Linked DNA regions of Homo sapiens: region 2 is linked to region 1. The links are chromatin contacts, found by Hi-C or POLR2A ChIA-PET in ENCODE. All regions are on one chromosome and are shown on one strand. The core of a region is the stretch at or near the end of the contact, and the rest is flanking DNA. Distances in the headings are between cores, read along the strand shown.

The links. Hi-C counts contacts between places; a loop is a spot of excess contacts on that map. ChIA-PET counts read pairs that join two places held with the same protein, here RNA polymerase II (POLR2A). Pooled maps may share reads with other maps.
Region 2: a loop to region 1 is called in a pooled map, with 1.9 times the contacts of the local background. The contact joins two enhancer-like sites. A Hi-C loop is called at or near these places in 1 of 50 pooled maps. POLR2A ChIA-PET finds 5 or more read pairs at or near these places in 11 of 52 experiments (AG04450, GM10248, HCT116 and 7 more).

The regions. Positions count from the first base shown.
Region 1 is chr22:39,285,161-39,288,939 of GRCh38, reverse strand. No RefSeq gene overlaps it. Among named protein-coding and RNA genes, the nearest start is that of SNORD83B, 27 kb to the left of the region's middle. Within about 2 kb of position 1,684, at least 4 of the 41 ENCODE cell types and tissues checked have a DNase peak (open chromatin) inside an H3K27ac peak, as active enhancers do.
Region 2 is chr22:39,330,715-39,334,493 of GRCh38, reverse strand. No RefSeq gene overlaps it. Among named protein-coding and RNA genes, the nearest start is that of RPL3, 13 kb to the right of the region's middle. Within about 2 kb of position 1,658, at least 6 of the 41 ENCODE cell types and tissues checked have a DNase peak (open chromatin) inside an H3K27ac peak, as active enhancers do.

The sequences.
Region 1 (3,779 bases), core at 435-2,934:
TGCATTCCAGCCTGGACAACAGAGCAAGCCTCTGTCTCAAAAACAAAACAAAACCCCAAAATGAGGGGTTGGGATCTGTGACTGCCCAGGACCCTTGAGGAGCCTGTCATGGGCAAGTGGGCCGCTGGTACCAGGCAGAGCTCCCAGTCCACTGTCCCCCACTCCCTAGCCCTGCCATGCTCCAAGGTGCCCAGCTCCTACCCGGAGCAAGTGCTGGGCTGGGAACGTCGGCCATCACCTCGCCATTGACTCAGGGAGGCTCACCATCTGGAGGCCTGAGGATGCCACAGCAACTTCCAGCCTGGTCAGCAGGGCAGGTATCAGAGGCGTCCACCCTGCCATGCTGACGATTTCCACCTCATTGCCGAGGGGCCCCCTGGGCCTCCCAGAAAACTGGAGTCATTGACCCTGGGAGGCAGAGGATCTTTGAAGACAACTTGTCTTCTGGGATTTTAGAACTTTTTGAAAGTTAAAATGAGGTCAGACACAGTGACTCATGCCTGTAATCCCAGCACTTTGGGAGGCTGAGGTGGGAGGATCGCTTGAGGCCAGGAGTTCCAGACTAGAATGGGCAACATAGTGAGACCCTGTCTCTAAAATAATTTTAAAAATTAGCCAAGCGTGGTGGTGCATACCTGAAATCCTAGCTACTTGGGAGGCTGAAGAGGGAGGATCGCTTGAGCCCAGGAGTTTGAGACCAGCCTGGGCAACAGAGTGAGACTCCATCACTACAAAAAATAAATTAAAGAAAATTAGCCGAGTGTGGTGGCGAATGTCTATAGTTTCAGCTACTCAGCAGGGCTGCGGTGGGAGGATCATTTGAACCCAGGAGGCCAAGGCTGCAGTGAGCCATGACTGTGCCACTGCACTCCAGCCTGGGTAACAGACACCCTGTCTCAAAAAAAAAAAAAAAAAAAATTAACCCATTTATGCCTTAAGTTGCAATTTTTAAAACTTTTGCAATCAGACCTTGGCAATGACCTTGAGAAGGAGGACAGAAATAATTCCCAATAATGGAACACTAGGCATAAATGAAATGATACACAAATAATACACAGGTCCAGAAACACACCCTCCTTGCAGCAGGACCAAATGATGGAGAAGACACATTGGCCTTCCACATTGTTGTGGGTTGAAAAGGATCTCCCCAAAATTCATGTCTATTCTGCACCTCAGAACGTGACCTTATTTGGAATAAGGATTTTTGCAGATGTAATTAGAGTATGGATCTCAGAATGAGGTCACCCTGGGTTGGGGTGGATCCTAAATCCAGTTAGAGTGTTCTTACAAGAGAAAGGGATGGGAGATTTGCAAACAGAGACTCAGGAGAGGAAAGGGCCCTGTGAAGTCAGAGGCAGGGATTGAACAGTGCGGTCACAGGCCAAGGAACCCGGGAGTCCCCAGAAGCTGAAAGATTGCCCCCTGGAGCTGTGGAGGCAGCATGGCCCTGTAGACACCTTGATTTTGGACTTCTAGCCTCCAGAGCTATGAGAATAAATGCCTGTTATTTCCACCACCAAGTGTATGGTAATTTATTACAGGAAACCAGTAGACACCTGCCCCACGGCCCTGCTCCGTCTGCAGCTCCTCCCTCCAGGGTTCCTCTCTGCTCTCCACACATGACTGTGGCATGCTGAATGCAGAAGTTTTGTTTTGAAATGTGGTGTTTTGAATGCAGAAGTTTTGTCTGTTGAATGCAGAAGTTTCATAGGCACATACCAGACGCGGTGTTCCGTAAACGTTCCATAAATTGCTCTGGCCATTGGTGCAGATGGGGGCAGCTCCCAGTTTTCCTTGGTTACACAAGAAGCCACTGTGAACACTTTTGCCTTGTCTCTTCTGCACATGCTTGATGACTTCTGGAGGCTGGAAGATTCCTTAGAAGGAGAATTGCTGGGTCAAAGGGTAAGCCCGTTTGCAATTTGACTGATGCTGTCAAATAGAGTCAAAACAGAAACTCAGAATCTTAAGAAGGAGAGAAGGTTTGGTGCAGTGGCTCATGCCTGTAATCCTTGCACTTCGGGAGGCCAAGGTGCAAGGATCGCTTGAGCCCAGGAGTTTAAGGCCAGTCTGGGCAACACAGGGAGACCTCGTCTCTATAAAAAATACAAAAGTTAGCCAGGTGTGGTGGCGCATGCCTGTAGTCCCAGCTACTTGGGAGGCCGAGGTGGGAAGATCACTTGAGCTCAGGAGTTCACAGCTGCAGTGAGCCATGGTTGCACCACTGCTATTCAGCCTTGGTGACACAGTGAGACCCTATCTCAAAATAAATAAATAAATAAGAAAAAGAGAAGCAGGGAAACAGACTTTTGGATTTTACAGCATGGGACACTTCCAACCCCAGAATTATAAAACTTCAGGAGAGGGGACCTCAGGAGAACATCTATTCTGGGGTCTCACTTCAGGACCCAGGAGTGACATCTTCCAAGCCCTGTCTGGGTTTCTGTTTCCCTGGAATGGGCTTGGAGAAAGCAGAGGAGATAGGACCCAGGAGCCTGGAACTCTGGGGCTCCAAGGGAGCTCTGGCAGGGGGTGAGTGAAATGCCTTCCCCACCTGGGCACCCAGCTCTTCTACCCAGAGGCTGCCCCTTTCCAGCCGAGGTGCCAGGCCAGCTGGGCCTCTGTAGCTGCACACAGTGGCCCCTCTGTGCTTGGCACACACACACAAAAATGTGAACAGAGCCTGTAATCCCAGCACTTTGGGAGGCCGAGGCAGGTGGATCCCTTGAGACCAGGAGTTCAAGACCAGCCTGGAGAACATGGTTAAACTCCGTCTCTACAAAAAATACGTGAAAAAAGAAATTAGCTGGGTGTGGTGGTGCATGTCTATGGTTCCAGCTACTGGGGAGGCTGAGGTAGGAGGATTGCTTGAGCTGGGGTGGTTGAGGCTGCCATGAGCCAAGATTGTGCCTCTGCCCTCCAGCTTGGGTGACAGAGTGAGACCATCTCAAAAAAAAAGAAAGAAGAAAGAAAGAAGAAGAAAGAAAGAGAGAGAGAGAAAAAAAGAAAGAAAGAAAGAAAAAAGGAAAGAAAAGGAAAAGAAAAGAAAAAAGCCAGGTACGGCAGCTCACGCCTGTAATTACAGCATTTTGGGAGGCCGAGGTGGGCAGATCACAAGGTCAGGAGTTCAAGACCAGCCTGGCCAACATAGTGAAATCCCATCTCTACTAAAAATACAAAAAAAAAAAAAAAAAAAAAAATTAGCCGGGTTTGGTGGTGGACACCTGTAATCCCAGCTACTGGGGAGGCTAAGGCAGGAGAATCACTTGAACCTGGAAGGCAGAGGTTGCAATGAGCCGAGATAGTGCCACTGCACTCCAGCTCGGACAACAGTGTGAGACTGTCTCAAAAAAAAAAAAAAAAAAAAAAAGAAAGAAAGAAAAAAATGTAAAGGAAATGAGCAGGGGTGGGTGGGGTGGTCTATGGTCTGCACTAGGCTGACTTGTGGCCCTGGCTGGAGTTCTGAGGTCTGGAACAGGGCAGGAGGCTCTGCATTAGATACTGGTCGCCTGCCTTGGAGTCCCCTCCATTCTTATTCTGGTGGTTTTAGAACATGCTCTTCCCCCAATTATTTGACACTCCTCTTCTTGAAAGATGGGAGTCTATGTCCTTTTTCCTTGAATCTGGGCTCCGTGGATGCTTGATCAATATGTTGCCAGTGAGGCTGTGTCAGTTTCTGGACCCAGGCCATAAAAAACTGCAACTTCTACTTCCCACCTCTTGGGACTCAGCCACCATGCTGTGAGGAAGCTCAACAGCCCCATGGAAAGGCCGGTGTG
Region 2 (3,779 bases), core at 409-2,908, 46 kb before region 1:
CCTCCCCTCCAGAGCAAAGTTGAAGGAAAAAAAAGAGAGAAAGACAAATTATTTTACTGTTACTCCTTTCCCTGGTTTCTTAAGCATGATTATGTTTTACAAATGTCTGTATTTAGCCAGTTCTTGTTTTTCTTTCAATGCAGCTACAAAGCCACCGGCTATGTAAGACCATAAATTATGCTATGCTATAGATTATGTGACCTATCATATGATTAGCTGCTTTTGTTTTACTTTTGTAAGCCAGCTTATAAAAACCCCGCTCTGTCTTTGTTCTAGGCTCAGCTTTTTGGATGTGAGTCCACTGAGCTGGTGCGTACCTGAAATAAACAATCCTCCTGTACTCAGATCAAGACCATCCTGGCTAACACGGTGAAACCCCGTCTCTACTAAAAATACAAAAAATTAGCCGGGTGTGGTGGCGCTCGCCTGTAGTCCCAGCTACTCGGGAGGCTGAGGCAGGAGAATTGCTTGAACCCGGGAGGCAGAGGTTGCAGTGAGCCAAGATCGCGCCACTGCACTCCAGCCTAGTGACAGAGCGAGACTCCATCTCAAAAAAAAAAAAAAAAAATCCTCCTGTACTCTCATATCAGTCTCTCCGTTCCTCAGTTTACCACAACACCATCACACTGGTGATTAGGTTTCAATATATGAATTTTGGGGAACACAAACATTCAGATGATAGCAACAACATAGCAGGAGGTTCTGGGTGGATTAGAAACATGGGGCTGGGTGCAGCGGCTCACGCCTGTAATCTCATCACTTTGGGAGGTCGAGGAAGGCAGATCACCTGAGGTCAGGAGTTCAAGACCAGCCTGGCCAACATGGCGAAACCCCTTCTCTACTAAAAAATTACAAAAATTAGCTGGGTGTGGTGGCGTGCGCCTGTAATCCCAGCTATTCAGGAGGCTGAGGCTGGAGAATCTCTTGAACTGGGGAGAGGCAGAGGTTTCAGTGAGCTGAGATCATGCCACTGTACTACAACTTGGGAGATGGAACAAGACTCTGTCTCAAAAAAAAAAAAAGGAAGAAAAAGAAACATGGCCCATCAGAATTCTAAAAGGTAAATACGTGGAAGGAGTCTCAGGCCATCTTTTTTTTTTTTTTTTTGAGACAGAGTCTCACTCTGTCACCCAGGCTGGAGTGCAGTGGCACGATCTCGGCTCACTGCAAGCTCTGCCCCCCGGGTTCATGCCATTCTCCTGCCTCAGCCTCCTGAGTAGCTGGGACTACAGGTGCCCACCACCACGCCCGGCTAATTTTTTTGTATTTTTAGTAGAGACGGGGTTTCACCGTGTTAGCCAGGATGGTCTCGATCTCCTCACCTCGTGATCCCCCCACCTCGGCCTCCCAAAGTCCTGGGATTACAGGCGTGAGCCACTGCCCCCGGCCCGAGATGGTGAATTTAATTGATAAATGTGTGTGTTCTGACTCTTCTATTGACTCACCATTTCTCTGTCTCTTTCCCTCTCTAGGGCAGCCCTATTTTTTGAGATACAACAGTACTGAAATTAGGCCAGCTGATAACTGCTCAATGGCCTCTAAGTGTTCAAGTGAAAGGAAGAGTCCTGTCTCTCAGTTTCAATCAAAAACTAGCAATGATTAAGCTTAGTGAGGAAGGCATGCCAACAGCCGAGACAGGCTGGATTTAGGCCAGTTAATAACCCTACAATGGCCTCTCAGTGTTCAAGTGAAAGGAAGTGTCACATGTCTCTTGCTTTAAATCAAAAGCTGGAAATGATTAGGCTTAATGAGGAAGGCATGTCAAAAACTGAGATACGCTGAAAACTAGGCCTCTTCCACTATGCAGTTAGCCAAGTTGTGAATGCAAAGGAAAAGCTTTCAAAGGAAATTAAAAGTGCCACTCTAATGAGTACATGAATGATAAGAAAGTGAAACAGGCTTATTGCTGATATGGAGAAAGTTGGGTCTGGATAGAAGATCAAACCAGCCACAACATTCTCTTAAACCAAAGACTAGGCCAGGCGTGGTGGCTCACACCTCTAATCCCAGCACTTTGGGAGGCCGAGACGGGAGGATCACCTGAGGTCAGGAGTTTGAGACCAGCCTGGCCAACATGGCAAAACCCCATCTCTACTAAAAATACAAAAAATTAGCCAGGTGTAGTGGTAGGTGCCTGTAATCCCAGCTACTCGGGAGGCTGAGGCAGGAGAATTGCTTGAACCCGGGAGGCAGAGGTTGTAGCGAGTCATTGCACTCCAGCCTGGGTGACAGAGCGAGACTCTGTCTCAAAAAAAAAAAAAAGACAAAGACTAACCCAGCGCAAGGCCCTAGACCCTAGCTCTCTTTAATTCTATGAAGGCTGAGAGAGATGAGGAAGCTGCAGAAGAAAAGCAGAAGCTAGCAGAAGTTGGTTCATGAAGTTTAAGGAAAGAAACTGTCTCCATAACATAAAAGTGCAAGGTGAAGCAGCAGGTGCTCATGGAGAAGCCACAGCAAGTTATCCAGTTCTAGTTAAGATCGTTGATGAAGGTGGCTACATTAAACAGTAGAGTTTCAATGTAGATGAAACAGCTTTATATCAAAAGAAAATGCCAGGAAGTCTTTCATAGCTAGAGAGGAGAAATCAATTCCTGGCTTCAAAGTTTCAAATGACAGGCTAACTCTCTTGTCAGGAGTTGGTATAGCTGGTGAGTTTAAGTTGAAGCCAACTGCTCATTGATAATTCTGAAAATCTGAAGGCCCTTAAGAATTATGCTACGTCTACTCTGCCTGTGCTCTGTAAGCGGAACACCAAAGCCTGGATGACAGCACATCTGTTTTTCTTTCAAAATATTACTGCTCGTTGACAATACACCTGGATACCCACGAGCTCTGATGGTGATGAATGTGGTTTTCTTTTTTTTTTCTTTTGTTTTTGAGATGGAATCTGGCTCTGTCCCCCAGTCTGCAGTGCAATGATGCAATCTTGGCTCGCTGCAACCTCTGTCTCCCGGGTTCAAGCAATTCTCCTGCTTCAGCCTCCCAAGTAGCTGGGACTACAGGCACGTGTAATCCCAGCACTTTGGGAGGCCGAGGCGGGTGGATCACTTGAGGTCAGGAGTTCGAGACCAAGCTGGCCAGCATGGAGAATCCCAGCTACCCTGAATCTGTTCTCCACCCGGCAGCTAGGGGGCTCTTACACCACAGATTAAATCGCTTTATTCCACTGATTAAAATCCACCAGTACTAGGGGCCTAGAGGGACATTGAGCTGGGTCTCGGCATGTTCCTCCATCTGCAGTTCCTTCCTCCACTGAACTCTTGTTTGTTTGTTTGTTTGTTTTAAGACAGTCTCGCTCTGTCACCTAGGCTGGAGTGCAGTGGCACGATCTCAGCTCACTGCAACCTCTACTTCCCAGGTTTGAGCGATTCTCATATTTCAGCCACCCCCATTCGCAGGTTGTAGGTGGACATATCTTTTTTTTTTTTGAGACAGGGTCTTGCTCTGCCTTAGGCTAGAGTGCAGTGGTGCCATCTTGGCTCACTGCAGCCTTGAACTCCTGGGCTCAAGTGATCCTCTCTCCTCAGCCTCCTGAGTAGCTGAGACTACAGGTATGTAGCACCATGACCAGCTAATTTTTAAAAAATAGAGATGAGGTCTTGCTATGTTCCTCAGGCTGGTCTCAAACTTCTGGGCTCAAGTGATCCTCCCACCTCAGCCTCCTAAAGTGTTGAGATTACAGGCATGAGCCACTATGCCTGGCCTTCCACATACATTTTAGAATCAATGTATGAGTCACCCCATCCCCCCACCTCTTGCCCAAATCCCTTGGGATTCTG